Regions from separate parts of the Homo sapiens genome. Here regions 1, 3 and 4 are each linked to region 2. The links are chromatin contacts, found by Hi-C or POLR2A ChIA-PET in ENCODE. All regions are on one chromosome and are shown on one strand. Each heading gives the region's core, a stretch centred on a gene start or an enhancer-like site at or near the end of the contact. The rest is flanking DNA. Distances are from core to core; before and after follow the strand shown. Region 1 holds the start of MMP25-AS1 (MMP25 antisense RNA 1). Region 2 holds the start of TFAP4 (transcription factor AP-4). Region 3 holds the start of LINC00921 (long intergenic non-protein coding RNA 921). Region 4 holds the start of TNFRSF12A (TNF receptor superfamily member 12A).

The links. A loop is a pair of places that touch in the nucleus more often than their neighbours do. ChIA-PET counts read pairs that join two places held with the same protein, here RNA polymerase II (POLR2A). Pooled maps may share reads with other maps.
Region 1: a pooled map shows a loop between it and region 2 (5-fold over the local background). The contact joins the promoter of MMP25-AS1 here to the promoter of TFAP4 in region 2. A Hi-C loop is called at or near these places in 1 of 50 pooled maps. POLR2A ChIA-PET finds 5 or more read pairs at or near these places in 2 of 52 experiments (GM12878 and naive thymus-derived CD8-positive, alpha-beta T cell).
Region 3: a loop to region 2 is called in a pooled map, with 9 times the contacts of the local background. The contact joins the promoter of LINC00921 here to the promoter of TFAP4 in region 2. A Hi-C loop is called at or near these places in 1 of 37 single-sample maps with no recorded cell type and 5 of 50 pooled maps. POLR2A ChIA-PET finds 5 or more read pairs at or near these places in 1 of 52 experiments (naive thymus-derived CD8-positive, alpha-beta T cell).
Region 4: a loop to region 2 is called in a map of CD14-positive monocyte, with 11 times the contacts of the local background. The contact joins the promoter of TNFRSF12A here to the promoter of TFAP4 in region 2. A Hi-C loop is called at or near these places in 1 of 168 maps with a recorded cell type or tissue (CD14-positive monocyte) and 10 of 50 pooled maps. POLR2A ChIA-PET finds 5 or more read pairs at or near these places in 1 of 52 experiments (BJ).

What each region holds. Positions count from the first base shown.
Region 1 is chr16:3,057,348-3,060,619 of GRCh38, reverse strand. It overlaps MMP25-AS1 (MMP25 antisense RNA 1), which reads left to right and starts at 1,250. Exons shown (of 5, transcript NR_123723.1): 1 at 1,250-1,624; 2 at 1,918-2,080. It overlaps MMP25 (matrix metallopeptidase 25), which reads right to left. Exons shown (of 10, transcript NM_022468.5): 6 at 3,226-3,272; 7 at 3,007-3,089; 8 at 2,287-2,439; 9 at 1,951-2,208; 10 at 1-1,793. The coding sequence ends at 1,522. LOC124900372 (sialidase-like) reads left to right here and starts at 1,250. Exons shown (of 3, transcript XM_047435000.1): 1 at 1,250-1,624. RefSeq lists an enhancer at 107-1,012 and silencers at 1,051-1,520, 1,981-2,030, 2,171-2,300, 2,331-2,380.
Region 2 is chr16:4,271,100-4,274,734 of GRCh38, reverse strand. TFAP4 (transcription factor AP-4) reads left to right here and starts at 1,712. Exons shown (of 7, transcript NM_003223.3): 1 at 1,712-2,077. The coding sequence starts at 1,989. RefSeq lists silencers at 768-1,417, 2,138-2,187, 2,548-2,707 and enhancers at 566-1,541, 1,838-1,887, 2,788-2,977, 2,519-3,495.
Region 3 is chr16:3,261,853-3,265,092 of GRCh38, reverse strand. LINC00921 (long intergenic non-protein coding RNA 921) reads right to left here and starts at 1,325. Exons shown (of 2, transcript NR_033904.1): 1 at 1-1,325. RefSeq lists enhancers at 345-414, 565-664, 1,105-1,264 and a silencer at 905-1,084.
Region 4 is chr16:3,018,507-3,022,018 of GRCh38, reverse strand. TNFRSF12A (TNF receptor superfamily member 12A) reads right to left here and starts at 1,651. Exons shown (of 4, transcript NM_016639.3): 1 at 1,528-1,651; 2 at 700-804; 3 at 330-464; 4 at 1-248. The coding sequence starts at 1,621. The coding sequence ends at 193. RefSeq lists enhancers at 1-583, 123-1,322, 1,229-1,873, 2,642-3,237 and silencers at 563-732, 1,583-1,802.

The sequences.
Region 1 (3,272 bases), core at 1-2,500, 1.2 Mb after region 2:
TTCCTGGCAGCCCAGAATTCCCAGGTAACTGACCAAAGTCTCCTGCCTTCTGTCCTCATGCTGATCTGTTTGTATGAGCAACTGGGGCAACCCCTCGCATGGTTGCTGGGACAGCCGCCCACAGCCTCAGCTCCAGGAAGCACTAGGGGGTCACTGAGGCTGGACAGCAACTTAGGAAGTGGCCCCTAAGTGACTCTACCCATGGGGTTCAGGCCATCGGTGTGGCCTGAACATATTGGTCCTGGGGTGGAGGAACACTGCAGAGCCACAGAAATGCCACGAAACAGCCAGCTACTGCCCCCCACAATCCCCGCGACTAGTTAAAATGCAGATTCCTGACCCCACCCTGAGTGAGGATTCAGGGTGAGTGTGGGATCTGCAAACTTAAATTTCCCAGTGATTCTGATGTGGGATAGTCTAGAAGAATAGTTCCAGAGGCAATCATTTAGATCCTAAAACTGTGGGGAGTGGGGACAGGGTGAACGAGGTGCCCCCAGGTTCCACCCACCCCTCACTCTAGAGCTAAGGCCTCCCAGGAGGGAGTGCTGAGGAGGCAATGACCAGGCCTGAGCCAGGGTTCGGTCCCTGTCTTTCCACCAGCGTTGAGTTGATGGGAGTCAAGCTGTTCTCTCCAGGGTGCAAGCAGGGAAGGGGTTCTTGGGGATAGAAGGGTTCCCCATTGAATGGAAGGCAGTTCTGGGCCCAGGGAGGTGCCCAAGTTGGGTGGCCTGGGGAGGAGGAGGTGGGTGGCGGGGGAGCAACGGAAAAGGTTAACAGCCTGGAGAGCAAGGGTCGTCCCTCCAGCCACTGATTCCACCACCCAGGACGTGGCGCATGGGTCCTCAGGGGTGATATCTGGGCTGGTTCCGGGTCTGGGTCCCAGGTCCCCACCAGTGTGGCAGTGACTGTAGGGGGGCCTTGTGGGAGCAGAACGGGGTGAGAAACTGCGGGTGGGAGAGGGGCAAGGCACAGCTTCGCAGTCAGGCCTGTCCTCTAACGACCCAGGAATGCCAGACGCAGTGGCCAGGCGGGGCGGGGCTGCGGAGAGTCCCAGGACTGCGCTCCGAGAAAAGCTGGCTCTTCCTGGAAAAGGAAGGTCCTGCGGGGCCAGCGCGCGACCGGGGCTGCCGTCCCTCCGGGTGAGGCCGCGGGCCCGCCCCTTGTCCTCCCCGCCCCTCCCCGGGCTCGGGAGGCGGGGTCCGACCGCCCCCTGGCGGCAGCCGGGAGGGAACGACGGGGGCGACGACCGACGCATGGTCCCAGCGCGCGTGCGCCCCTGAAGGCGGGTTCCGGTGGCAGCGCCGGGGTCTCAGACCCTGAGGAGACTGAGCCCAGCGCCAGGCGACCGGTCCCCGCCGCCGCCGCCCCTGCGCGGGAGATCCCCCCTGCTTAGTCCGCGCCCGAGCCCCCGTCCGTGGGAACAGACAAGGGGCCTCCGCAGCGCCTCACAACCCCCGACCAGGTCCAGCGGCGGGGGACTCGGCCGTGGAGGGCGCTGTTCGGTCTGGATGGCTCCCCCCATCAGCGGGAGGCTACACCCCCCACCAGCAGGGGCAAGAGGAGCAGCGGGATGGGAGCAGGCCAACGTCCTGCGGCCTGGTTGAGCTCGCACTGACAATCGCAGGTTTCGGACACGGGGGTCGCTTTGGGGGGCCTGGGGGCGCGGGGACCAGAGCTCGGGGCGGGGCAGTCCAGCCAGTTGGGCCCCATGGGCTGGGGGGCGTCCGGCTCGGTCTTGATGCTGTTCTTGGGGAAGCGCCAGTAGTGGGCGCCCTTGAAGAAGTAGGTGTCACCTGGAGGAGCAGAGCTTGAGTCCCGGTCCCTCCCCGCCCCGCCGCTCCCTGATGCCCAAGGACCCCCATCCCCGCAGGGTGGCCTCCATGTCCCCATTCCCCACATCCCTCTCCCCACCCCCAGGCCCAGTAACCCGCAGGTCACCGCGCTCCCCACCTGCGTTGCTGACGGTGACATCGTCAGGGGAGGGGGGCGCGCCTTCCCAGAGGCTCAGGTCGCGAGGGTAGCCGGGGTCCGGGCGCGCCGCCGCCTCGTCGTAGCGCCAGTACTGCCGGCCGCGGACCAGGTAGGTCTTCCCGTTCTGTGGCCACGAGAACACGGCGTCCACCTCCTCTCCCGGGGGCAGCCCCAGCTCCGTGAGCGGCCGCGCCCCGCCCTCCAGCTGCCGGTCCTGGAACACCCAGAACTGGGGCCCTGCAGGGTGGAGGCCGGGAGGTCAGGGGTGGGCTCCCCGCGCCGGCCCCAGCGCGCCCCGCCGCCGGCCCCACTCACCGCTAAAGAGGAGGATTCGGCCGTCTCGGTGCCGAGCATAGGCGGCCTGCACCACCCTCACCTGGGCGGGCAGCCCCTCCCAGAAGCGGTGCAGCCGTGCGGGTCGCGGGGACACCAGCTGTCCGGAGGGCTGGAGGCGCCAGAACCAGGGGCCTGCAGGGGACAAAGGGGTTCGCAGGAAGGCATGAGACAGCAGGAGGTCTCCTCCCCCAGGGTGTGTGGCTGGGTGGGGAGGGGTCCCATCTGGAAATCAAGGGCGCAATGGATCTAGGGTGACCAGCCCATCCTGGCCCGCCTGAGACTTTTCCCTTTTTAGCGCTAAAAGTGCCAGGGCCTTGCCTGGTGGCTCAGACCTGTAATGCCAGCACATTGGGAGGCTGACACCGGAGAATCACCTGAGCCAGGAGATTGAGCCCAGCCTGGGCAATATAGTGAGACTCCATCTCTACAAAATAATAAAATAAATTACTAGCAAGGCGTGGTGGCATGTGCCTGTGGTCCCAGCTACCAGGGAGGCTGAGGTGGGAGGATCGCTTGAGCCCAGTATTTTGAGGCTGCAGTGAGCCATGATCACACCACTGCACTGCGGCCCAGGCAACAAAGCAAGACCCTGTCTCAAAGAAGAAAAAAGTTCCGCTTCCAGGGTAAGCCCACAGCCCCAGTGGGTCACTGGAAGTGGGCAGGAAACCAACATATATGAGGCCAAGTGAAATGACTCACCTTTGAAGAAGAAAGTTTCCCCTCGGATGTTGGCGATGGCGTCAAAATTGCCCTCACATCGATCAGGGATGGGGAAGGATGGGCTGGGGAGGAAAGGAGAGGTGAGTAGAGAGGGGGGTTTGTTTTCTCCAAGGCAGGGACCCCCACCATCCCCATCTCAGAGGACACTGAGGCTGGGCAGCTGGTCACCCAAGGTCTCCGAGTTGGTGGGGGACTCACCTGTGTGTGGGCGAGGCCGGGGGCTGGGGCGGAGGAGCCAGGGGTTT
Region 2 (3,635 bases), core at 463-2,962:
TTTTTTTTTTTTTTTTTTTTGAGACGGAGTTTCACTCTTGTTGCCCAGGCTGGAGTGCAATGACATGATCTTGGCTCACTGCAACCTCCACCTCCCGGGTTCAAGCGATTCTCCTGCTTCAGCCTCCCGAGTAGCTGAGATTACAGGCATGTGCCACCAGGCCCCCGGCTAATTTTGCATTTTTAGTAGAGACGGGGTTTCTCCATGTTGGTCAGGCTGGTCTCGAACTCCCGACCTCAGGTGATCCACCCGCCTCAGCCTCCCAAAGTGCTGAGATTACAGGCGTGAGCCAACGCGCCCAGCCGAAAGTTTTTTTTTTTTTTTTTTTTTTTTAAGTAGAAACATAGTAAGCCTTCCAGAGACTTTTTTTTGGTCAAGTGGTCTGGGATCTCTCCTTAGAGAAACTGCCTAACAGGTTGCTTCAAGGATTGGAGAGCGTGTAAGCAAAACTGCTCGGCATCCACCGGGTGCTGGCAACATCTAATAACAATATTTCCCAATAATAACAGTAACTATTGTTACTAGTAGGAATAAGTCAAATTAGGAGGCGCGATTTAGGCGGAACCTGGAAGGCGGTGGGCAGGATCCAGGACATTCCAAGGCAGGCGTGGGCTTCCTGAGCCAGGAGCCAACCCTCCAGGAGCCAGGGGAGGGCCTGGGGCCGGAAGGTGCGGCGTGCGAGCGGAGGACGGAAGCTCGCCGCCAGGGTCCCCGTCCCTGCCCCAAGTCGTCACCCCCTCTTGGGGAGCGCATCCTGGCGGAGGGGCAAGTCCCACACGGGCTTTGTTATGAATGGGAAGCTGCAGCCTTCAGCCCGCGGAGGGAACAGTGCGGGTCTGGGGGAATAGCAGGGGACCCGGCAGCAACCAGCAGACCTCCCCGCAGCGCTGGCAGCCTGCGCCCGGGGGCCGCTGCCGTTCAGGCCCGCCTCCACCCTCCCCTCCCTGCCGGGGCCCCCGGCTTCCTAGGGCGGCCCCAGCATCCGAGGCGCCCTTTGCCGTCCCGTCGCCGGGTCCAAGATTCCCAGGATCCGGAGTCCCGGCCGTGCGGCCAGCTAAGCAAGGCGGGAGGGAGGAAGCTGGCCGGCCTCCGAAGTCAGCCCCGAGTTACATGTGGGAAGCGGTGGCTGTGACGCAAGTTTCCAGGGGGCCCTGGGCTCGGCTCGAAGGGAGCACACCGGAGAGGCTCCGCTCCGTGCAGCTGCAATGGTGAAAAAGCAGAAGCCCCAAGCGCGAACCCCAGGCCGCCTTCCTTGCTGCCGCTGCACGCCCGACCCAGCCGCGCCCCCTCCTCCCTGCGGGCCGGCCGAGCGCGCGGACCCTGCTCTGGGCCAGTCGCTGCTGGACTCCGGGCTGCACGGGCTGGGCTCCCTGCGCGGTGGCTGGCCTTTTTTTTTTTTTTTTTGCAACGCTTGCCAACCTGTCAGCTGATGGACCTCATCACCCATAGTGGCGCATGTAGCTCGGCCGCAGCTCGCTCCATTCACGCCGCGCCCCGCAAGCCCGCCCGCGGCCCCCGGCCCCCTGCGCCCCGCGAGAGGCCTGCAGACCCCGGTTGCAGCCGGTCCCCGGGGGCCCGCGCCCCTCTCGCCCCGGCCTCGCGCCGCCCGGGGGGCGCTGCAAATAGTCCTTTGTTTACATGCAATTCCTTACTCCGCGGAAGGAGGCCGGGGGAGTGCTGAGTTTTCACCAGCTGTTTCCCGCCTTGAAACAGACATCTGATCAGCTGCAAACACACACACACACACACACACACACACACACACACACACACACACACATACACACGCCCGGGGAGGCAGGCCGGAGAGACCTCCCTCCCGCCCCTCCCGCCCGCCTCCCTCCCCTCGCCGCCGCCGCCGCCGCCAGCATCTGGGACCGGCCGATTCTGCACCTCCGTCCGGCGCTGCCCTTTGATTCGGATTTCCATCTTGCATTCTCCGGCTGATCGCGGGACCTGGCTCGTGCAGAGGAGGGGGGCCGATCGCTATGGAGTATTTCATGGTGCCCACTCAGAAGGTGCCCTCTTTGCAACATTTCAGGAAAACAGAGAAAGAAGTGATAGGAGGGCTCTGTAGGTGTGTACTCCTCCTCCCCCCACCCCCTTCCTACCACTGCAGCCCCCGGCCAGCCCGCCCGGGCGGGCGCGCGTGTGCGCACGCATGGCCCGCGCCGCCGACCCCGCTAGCCTTTCTTAGCTGCCGGGACGGCTGCAGCCCCACACGCCGGGTCCGCGCCGCCCCGGGACCCTCCTTCCTTGGAGCATGGGGGCCCCAAGCGGCCCCGGCCACTTTTGTCCGCTGCAGGCGGGCGAGTCGCGACGTTTGTAAATTGCAAACAGACCCACGTGGTTCTGCAGCAGTCCCGGCCATGCTTGGTGCTGGTGGCCTTCCCCCCCGCGCTTCCTCTTTCCCCCTCCTGCGGCGGCTTCCTTCCTCTCCTTCCTTCCTCGGGATCTGAGGTCGTCCCCATCCAAGGGGGTCTGGGGGCCCGGGGCGCGCGTGGGGGTGTAGCTAGGGCGGCTACAATGCAGCCATGCCGCGGCTCCCGGCGCGGGGTGGGGGCGGGGAGCCGGGCACTGTGCGTGTTTGCAGAGCGGGGCTGCAGCGGGGTCGGGGGCGTGCTCGCGTGTGGGTGTTGGGGGTGGGCGGACCCCGAGGGGCCCGCGCGGCCGGTAGGGGCGCCGCGGCCCGGGGCACGTTGGCTGCCGCTCGCTCGCCCGCCCGCGCCCGGGCGCTGTTTACTAGCGAGGCCTGGACGTGACTCTGCAGCCCTCTTGGAGTAGGCGGACCTCTGCGCGCGGCCTCGCGGGAGCTGTAGTTCTCCGTGTCCTGCTGGTGCAGCATTGTGGGATTTGTAGGCGCTCCTGGGCCACGCTTTCCCTGCACAAAGCTCGGCCCCCGCGGGCACGATGGGCAAGGCAGGCCAGGTGGGCAGGCCATTTGGGGAAGGGACACCTGAGGCCGCCCCTAGCCTCGCAGGGCAGCTTCCCGCCGCACGTGGGTTTCCTCTGCAAACTTTCCCATCCAACGCCCCTCCCCCCTGCCGTAAACCGAAAGCGTCGGGTCCCCCAGCCGGGTGGGTGGCCCGAGGTCCGCAGGCCTCCCCAGAAGCCACTTTGCAAGCTTTGGTCCTAGGTTGCTCTAAACCCAAAGGGTGATGGACTCAAGGACCACACACAGCCAAACCACCCCGCACACTTCTTAAAATGCACATGCCTGGAACTCTGATCGCTGGGGCCCGGACATCTGCATTTTGAACGACCCCCTGGGCGTGGTGTGGGGGAGGTGGGCGTTCTACGGCGTGCGCAAGTTTGGGACCTGTGGCCCCTTTCCTGCCGCGCTGCTCCAGGAGCGAAATGGCTCCCCAGGGCTGGAGCCACGTGCTCTGCCGCCCGAGGCAGTCTGGGCGGGGATTGAGGGAGGAGGAGCCCGCCGGTGTGGCACAGGCTGGTGGACGCTAGCGCCTGCAGAATCCGGCCTGGAGGGAAGGTTGCTGCACACGTGTAGACACTCCTGCCCAACCCTCTGCCCCGGGGGTCCCCACCTTAAGGCTACTCTGAAGTTCCCAGTCAATACCTAGACTTGGGCCAGTTGATGGGTTTGGCAGCTGGCAGGGATGCCCCGAGGGCTGGCC
Region 3 (3,240 bases), core at 76-2,575, 1.0 Mb after region 2:
GTTCTGAGGGGGCAGAGTTTGAGAATCCTTGCTCTAGCCCGCCTCTGCTGATTATAAGGGAGAAAACGGCAGTGCTGCTGTTAGGCTGATGTATCTGTTCCTTTCACAGCTTTGGTCATAACTGGTAATTACCATTTACTTGTTCTCAGCCTCCTTGGAACAGCGATCTTGCCTGACACGTGCACCCTCGCACGTGGCACAGTAAGTGGGACACATTAGGCACTCGGAAAATATTTGCTGTAAACATGAAAGAAGGGCGACAGGCTAATAAAGTGTGGAAGGGTTTTGGGGTCAGCACAGCCCCGGGACGTCCCATCCCCGTGGGCCGCGGGCCGCCCGGAATACGACGACTCCACTTGCCGGCGCTGCTCCCGGGATACCAGCGACAACAGCGGCTCAGTCCCGGCAAACGGCGCGTGGCCCCTCCGGCGAAAAGCAGCTATAGGCTGTTGCGGCTGCCAATCAGACCAACAGAGCCGCGACTCGGAGACCTCTGGGAGACGTGGGCCCCCGCTAATCCGCCCTCCAATTGGCTCGCGTGCTCCCGGGGCGCTCTGGGAGATGTGTTTCTGGGAGTGTTCCGCGCATGTGCATGCGTGAGGGCGGGGCGTCGGGGTCGGGCTGGAGTGTCTGTCGCGCCTTATGTGGGCCCCTCGGCAGAAGACGCACTTTCGGCAGAAGCCGCACTTTTGGCAGAAGCCGCCCTGGGTCCTTTCCCTCCCGCAGGCAGGCCGGGACCCCGGCGGGAATTGCGTGCAGGTCGGGTCTCGCTTGACCCCAGCGCCTCCCCGCGTCCGGGCACACTGCGGACAGTTCCTTTTTATTCTCTACCGCTACTTCCTCTTTATCTTCTGCCGCTCTTTCCACACGTCTCCTCCCCCAGGCCGCTTCCCTTTGGGGCGCCGGGCCAGGGAGGGGCTGCCGGACCGGAGACCCCGGACTCGCGCCGGTCTCCGCTCGGGCGTGGGGTCCGTGGGGCGTCGGCGGGAGGGGTCCTGGAGGAGACGGCTGTGCCGGGGCGGGACCCCCTGTCCTCTTAACAGACGCGCCCCTGACAGTCGTGCCAGTCGCCGCCCTGGGCTTTGGGGACGTCCGAGGACGCAGCTGGCGGTTCCTCCCGCGGTTCCCGGCACTGTTACTTCCCCGAATTCCCAGAACAACCCATTTGATAGGAAATGGAAACTGAGAAAAATCGAGTAATTTACTCACGTCACACGGCCACCAGATATTTGAATCTCGTATTTCCCACCACTTCGTGGCTTCCAGGCTCATAAACAAGAAGTTGCAAAACAGGGTGAGGCGTGGGAATGACAGCAGCACGGGGCGGGGAGTGGAAGGGCGGAGCACCTTAGAGGGCAGGATTCAGCAAACGGAACCTCAAAGGAAACAGTGTCAGTGCTGCTGCTTAGTTGGTAAGAAAACAAAGGGCCGGGCGCGGTGGCTCACGCCTGTAATCCCACCACTTTGGGAGGCCGAGGCGGTCGGATCGCGAGGTCAGGAGTTCGAGACCAGCCTGACCAATATGGTGAAACCCTGTCTCTACTAAAAAATACAAAAATTAGCCGGGCGTGGTGGCGCGCGCCTGTAGTCCCAGCTACTCAGGAGGCTGAGGCAGGAGAATCGCTTGAACCCCGGAGGCACATGTAGTGAGCTAAGATCGCGCCACTGCACTCCAGCATGGGCGACAGAGTGAGACTGCGTCTCAAAAAACAAACAAACAAAAAAAGGGAGTAGCTGCCTTCCAGACACAGTTTTGTTATTTTTCTGCCCCTTTCACTAGCCTGTCAGCCCTTTGGTGGCCGGGGATTGCGTGTCCAAAGCCTGGCTGCTAGTCAGGTTCCTATAAATATTGGTAGGACAGAGCGTATTAAAGTTTTTATTTTAAGATTTTTAAGCACAAGAAAGTTGAGAGAGTAACATGAATACTCACGTACTCTCCACCTAGATTTAATAATCAGAAAAAATTATGTGTGTAGGCCTTTATTTTTTACAAACCCTCTTGTTTAACGTTACCGCCTTCCAAATGAAGCTCATTGGTGAGTGGTGTGGGGATCTATTCAGAGCCCCATGACTGCAGCCCTTCAGCAGGGTTAAGGCCACCTGCCACACCCCACTTTGGGAAGCTGGCTTCCTCTCCTCTCCCTCCGTTTCCAAGCTGCTCAGGAGGTGCCCTCAGAAAGATCAGTTACAATTAGTGTTATCTGCGTAGGGGACTGGGCAGCAGATCTCATTGATCTGGGCTGGGATCGGCAGGTGGGTTGGTCCAAGTTGAGAGGGAGATCCTGCAGAAGCTCTTAGCTGCTGCAGGATTCAACACTAACTCCTTAAGGTAGCAACAAGGGCCCTTTGTAAAATCTGGCCAGAAACAGGTATCTTAGATGCATCTTCACACCCGCCAGTATCCAGTCTACCCTTATCATGTCAGCCCTGCTTTCAGAATCACCCAGAATCTGACCCTTCTGCCTCCACAGTGGTTCAGGGCCCTGCAGTCGCTTTCCTGCATTGTGACAATAGATTGCTTTCTCCTCTCTGTTTCCACCTTTCTCATCTCTTGTCTCTTATGGAAGCCAGAGTGTTCTCTTTTCTTTTCTTTCTTTTTTTGAAACAGTCTCACTCTTTCACCCAGGCCAGAGTACAGTGGTGCGATCACAGGTCACTGCAACCTCCGCCTCCCAGGTTCAGGTGATTCACCTCAGCCTCCAGAGTAGCTGGGACTACGCGCACATCACCACCACACTCAGCAAATTTTTGTATTTTCAGTAGAGACGGGCTTTCACCATGTTGGCCAGGCTTATCTCGAACTTCTGACCTCAGGTGATCCACCTTCCTTGGCTTCCCAAAGTGCTGGATTATATGTGTGAGCCACCGCGCCCGGCCCAGAATGTTTCTTTTAAAGCGTAACTCCAATTATGTCACTGCTCTGCTCAAACTTTCCAGTGTCCCCTCATCTCAGAGTAAGAGCCAAGTCCTTGCTGTGTCCTGGGAGCCCTGCTACTTGATAGGGGACTCCAGCTCCCTCTCTAACCCCTCCATCCACTCCTCCTCCGTGCCTCTGCTCCAGCCACCACTCTTCCTCAAACACTAAGCACAAAGTTACCCCTTTTGCACTCTGTAAATAGGCAAAGACTGCTCATCCTCAAAATGAATACCTGGCTTACTCCTCTTCCTTTGGGTCTCTGTTCAAGCACAAAAGCCTTCTTCAAGTGCCCTATTAAAATATGAAACCAGGGGGCACGGTGG
Region 4 (3,512 bases), core at 402-2,901, 1.3 Mb after region 2:
AGGCAGGGCAACCAGACACCTTGGAAGGTTCCCCTGAACCCTGGGCCCAGGCCTCAGAGGTGATTCACCGCCCCCCACCCCCCTTGTGGTTGGAGGAGCTTGGCTCCCGCCGCGTCTGGGAGGCAGAGACTGGCTCTAGAATGGATGAATGAATGATGAGTGGGCGAGCCCCGGCTGGCAGGGGGCACATTGTCACTGGATCAGCGCCACAGCTGGGCAGCCCTCTCCGCCGGTCTCCTCTATGGGGGCTGCAAGATAAGAGGTGGGGTCGTCAGCAGCAGAGAAAAGGTCGAGTGCTGACAGGGCTGGGCAGGCCAGGGCACACTTACTGGTGAACTTCTCTCTCCTGCGGCATCGTCTCCAGACCAAAAAGCCAGAAAGCAGCCCCAGCACGAAGGTCAGGCTCAGAGCGCCCCCAAGGATGGGCCAAAGCAGCCGGAAGGGGGCAGGAGGTGCTGCAGCGCCTGGGGGCGGGACTCGGAGTCAGACCTCGCCCCTCTCCAGGCCAGCCCCGCCCCCTAAGACTGAGCCTTCTGCCTTCTCCCAAACGTGGCCTCCTCCCTGACCGGAGCCCCCTCCCAGCTCCCACCTCCTCCCGAATGATTTCCCAGATGCAAAGCTCTCGGCCCCGCTCTGCGCACCAGCCACCCTCCCTCCCAGTCTGGGGTCCGCTGGCCACTGGCCCTGCCCCCCACTCACAGCCCAGGCAGAAGTCGCTGTGCGGTCGCGCCCTGCAAGACGCGCAGTCCATGCACTTGTCCAGGTCCGCGCTCCAGGAGCTGCCGCGGGAGCAGGGGGCGGTGCCTGGGGAGGGGGCCTCGGGTCAGAGGCTGGGGGCGGGACTCGGCTATTCTGGGGTCTGAGGTCAGGGTCGGCCGGCTCGAATAACGTGAGTCACCGGCGCCCTCCCCGCGCATTCCTCACAGGTGACCGCACGGCCCGACCGGGACACGGCAGCTCCGGGAGGGAGGGCGTAGCGCGGGACGCTGGGGGTGGGGGGGGTCAGGTCCCCACAACCCCCCTGCCGCCGGCGGGTGACTCACTCCTGGGCACCGGGCCCGACCCCAGTCCCTCCCCCCGCATAGCTGGGCACTGAAGTCACCGGATGGAAGGGGGCACCCCACATGGTATAGAGGGCACAGACCCTAGTGCCTCTCGACGGCCTCCCCAACTCGTCGATCACTGGGGCTAGTTAGACCCTGTACGGACCAGGCTGGGGGCGTGCCCCTTCCTAGACTAAACATCCCGCCCTCACTCACTTTCTCTCTCCATTCGAAGTACTTCGGACTTGTGGAACTGAAGACCCCCCCCAACCCCAATTGGACGGTGGGAGAAACTGAGGCCCGGATTGTGAATGAAGCTTGGAGAGTGATGGAACTTCCCACAGCCGGGAGCGAGCTGTTTGAAGGCCACCTGACCCCAGATCCCCACATCCGCCTGTTCCCCCAGTTCGGCGCTGTTCTCCAGACACCCAGTCCGGCTCCCGAGCCCCGGCCCGGGGTTCCCCGACCCCGGAGTCCCGCGTACCTGGCGCTTGCTCCCCGGCCACGGAGCGCAGCAACGCCAGCCAGAGCCCCAGCACGAGGAGCCGCAGCAACCGGCGCAGCGAGCCCCGAGCCATAGTGCACGTCCTGCGCCCGCCGCTGTCTGCGCCCGCCGCCGGCCGGCAGGGACCCACGGCCGCCGCCCCGCCCCCGCCCCCGCCTTCCGGGGCGGAGCTCTCGCCTCCGCCCGCCTTGAGGTCCGCTTCGGGACGCCCCGCCCCGCGGCGCCCGCTCAGTTCAGTCATTCATTCAACAAAGTCCTGGCGCGGGAGCTGCCAGGACCCCGCAGGGACGCAGACCCCCTTCCTTGCCCAGCCGGTGATCTAGTCCAGCGTGCGTGGTGTGGGGAAATCAAAAATTAGACACGAGTGCTCGCTTCGGCAGCACATATAGAAATCAGACACGAACGGCCGGACGCGGTGGCTCACGCCTTTAATCCCATCAGTTTGGGAGTCTGAGGCAGGCGGATTACGAGGTCAGGAGTTCGAGAGCAGCCTGACCAACGTGGTGAAACGCCGTCTCTACTCGAAATACAAAAATTAGCCGGGCGTGGTGGCGCGCGCCTGCAATCCGAGCTACTCAGGAGGCTGAGGCAGGAGAATCTCTTGAACCCGGGAGGCAGAAGTTGCAGTGAGCCGAGATCGCGCCACTACACTCCAGCCTGGGCGACAGAGTGAGAGTCCGTCTCAAATAAATAAATAAATAAATAAATAAATAAATAAACAAACAAACAAACAATAAAAAGAAATCAGACACACGACCAATCCATGCAGAGATCACTGCAGCTTCCTTCCCCCCACCTCCCCTTGAGATTGCGTCTCACTCTTGCTCAGCCTGGAGTGCAGTGGTACGATCACGGCTCTCTGGGCTCAGGTGAGCCTCCCACCTCAGCCTCCCAAGTAGCTGGGACCACAGGCCCTGCCCCACCACGTCCGGCTAATTTTTGTATTTTTTGTAGAGACCAGGGTCTTACTATGTTGCCCAGGTTAGCCTGGCCACTACAGCTTTGTTAAGGGCCCGGGGGGTATAACAATTAAACCTGAGGTCAGGAGCTCGAGACCAGCCTGGCCAACTTGGTGAACCCCCGTCTTTACTAAAAATAAAAAAAAGAAAGAAGTTAGCCGGGCGTGGTAGTGGGCGCCTGTAATCTCAGCTACTCGGGAGACTGAGGCAGGAGAATTTCTGGAACCTGGGAGACGGAGGTTGCAGTCAGTCGAGATAGCGCCATTGCACTCCAGACTGGGCGACAGAGAGGGCCTCCATCTCAAAAAACAAAACAGGCCGGGCGCGGTGGCTCACGCCTGTAATCCCAGCACATTGGGAGGCCGAGGCGGGCAGATCACGAGGTCAGGAAATCGAGGCCATCCTGGCTAACACGGTGAAACCCCGTCTCTACTAAAAATACAAAAAAATTAGTCGGGGGTGGTGGCGGGCACCTGTAGTAGTCCCAGCTACTCTGGAGGCTGAGGCAGGTGAATGGCGTGAACCCGGAAGGCAGAGCTTGCAGTGAGCCAAGATCGCGCCACCACACTCCAGCCTTGGCGAGAGAGCGAGACTCCATCTCAAAAACAAACAACAACAACAACAAAAAACCAGCAACATAAAAATAATATTATCTGGCCGGGCGCGGTGGCTTAAGCCGGTAATCCCAGCGCAGTGCGAGGCCAAGGCGGGCGGATCGCTTGAGTCCGGGAGTTCGAGACGCCTGGGCAATATAACAAGACCCTGTCTATACAAAACAAAACATAAATTAGCTGGGCACGGTGGCGTGTGCTGCCTGTAGTCCCAGCTACTCAGGAGGCTGAGGCGGGAGGATCGCTTGAGCCCAGAAGGTCGAGACTGCAGTGAGCCGTGATCGCACCACTGCACTCCAGCCTGGGTGACACAGTGAAAATATTTCTCTAAAATAATACCAATAGTATGCCCTTTAATTTGTACCTTAGGACGTAGTTACATAATAAAATGCAG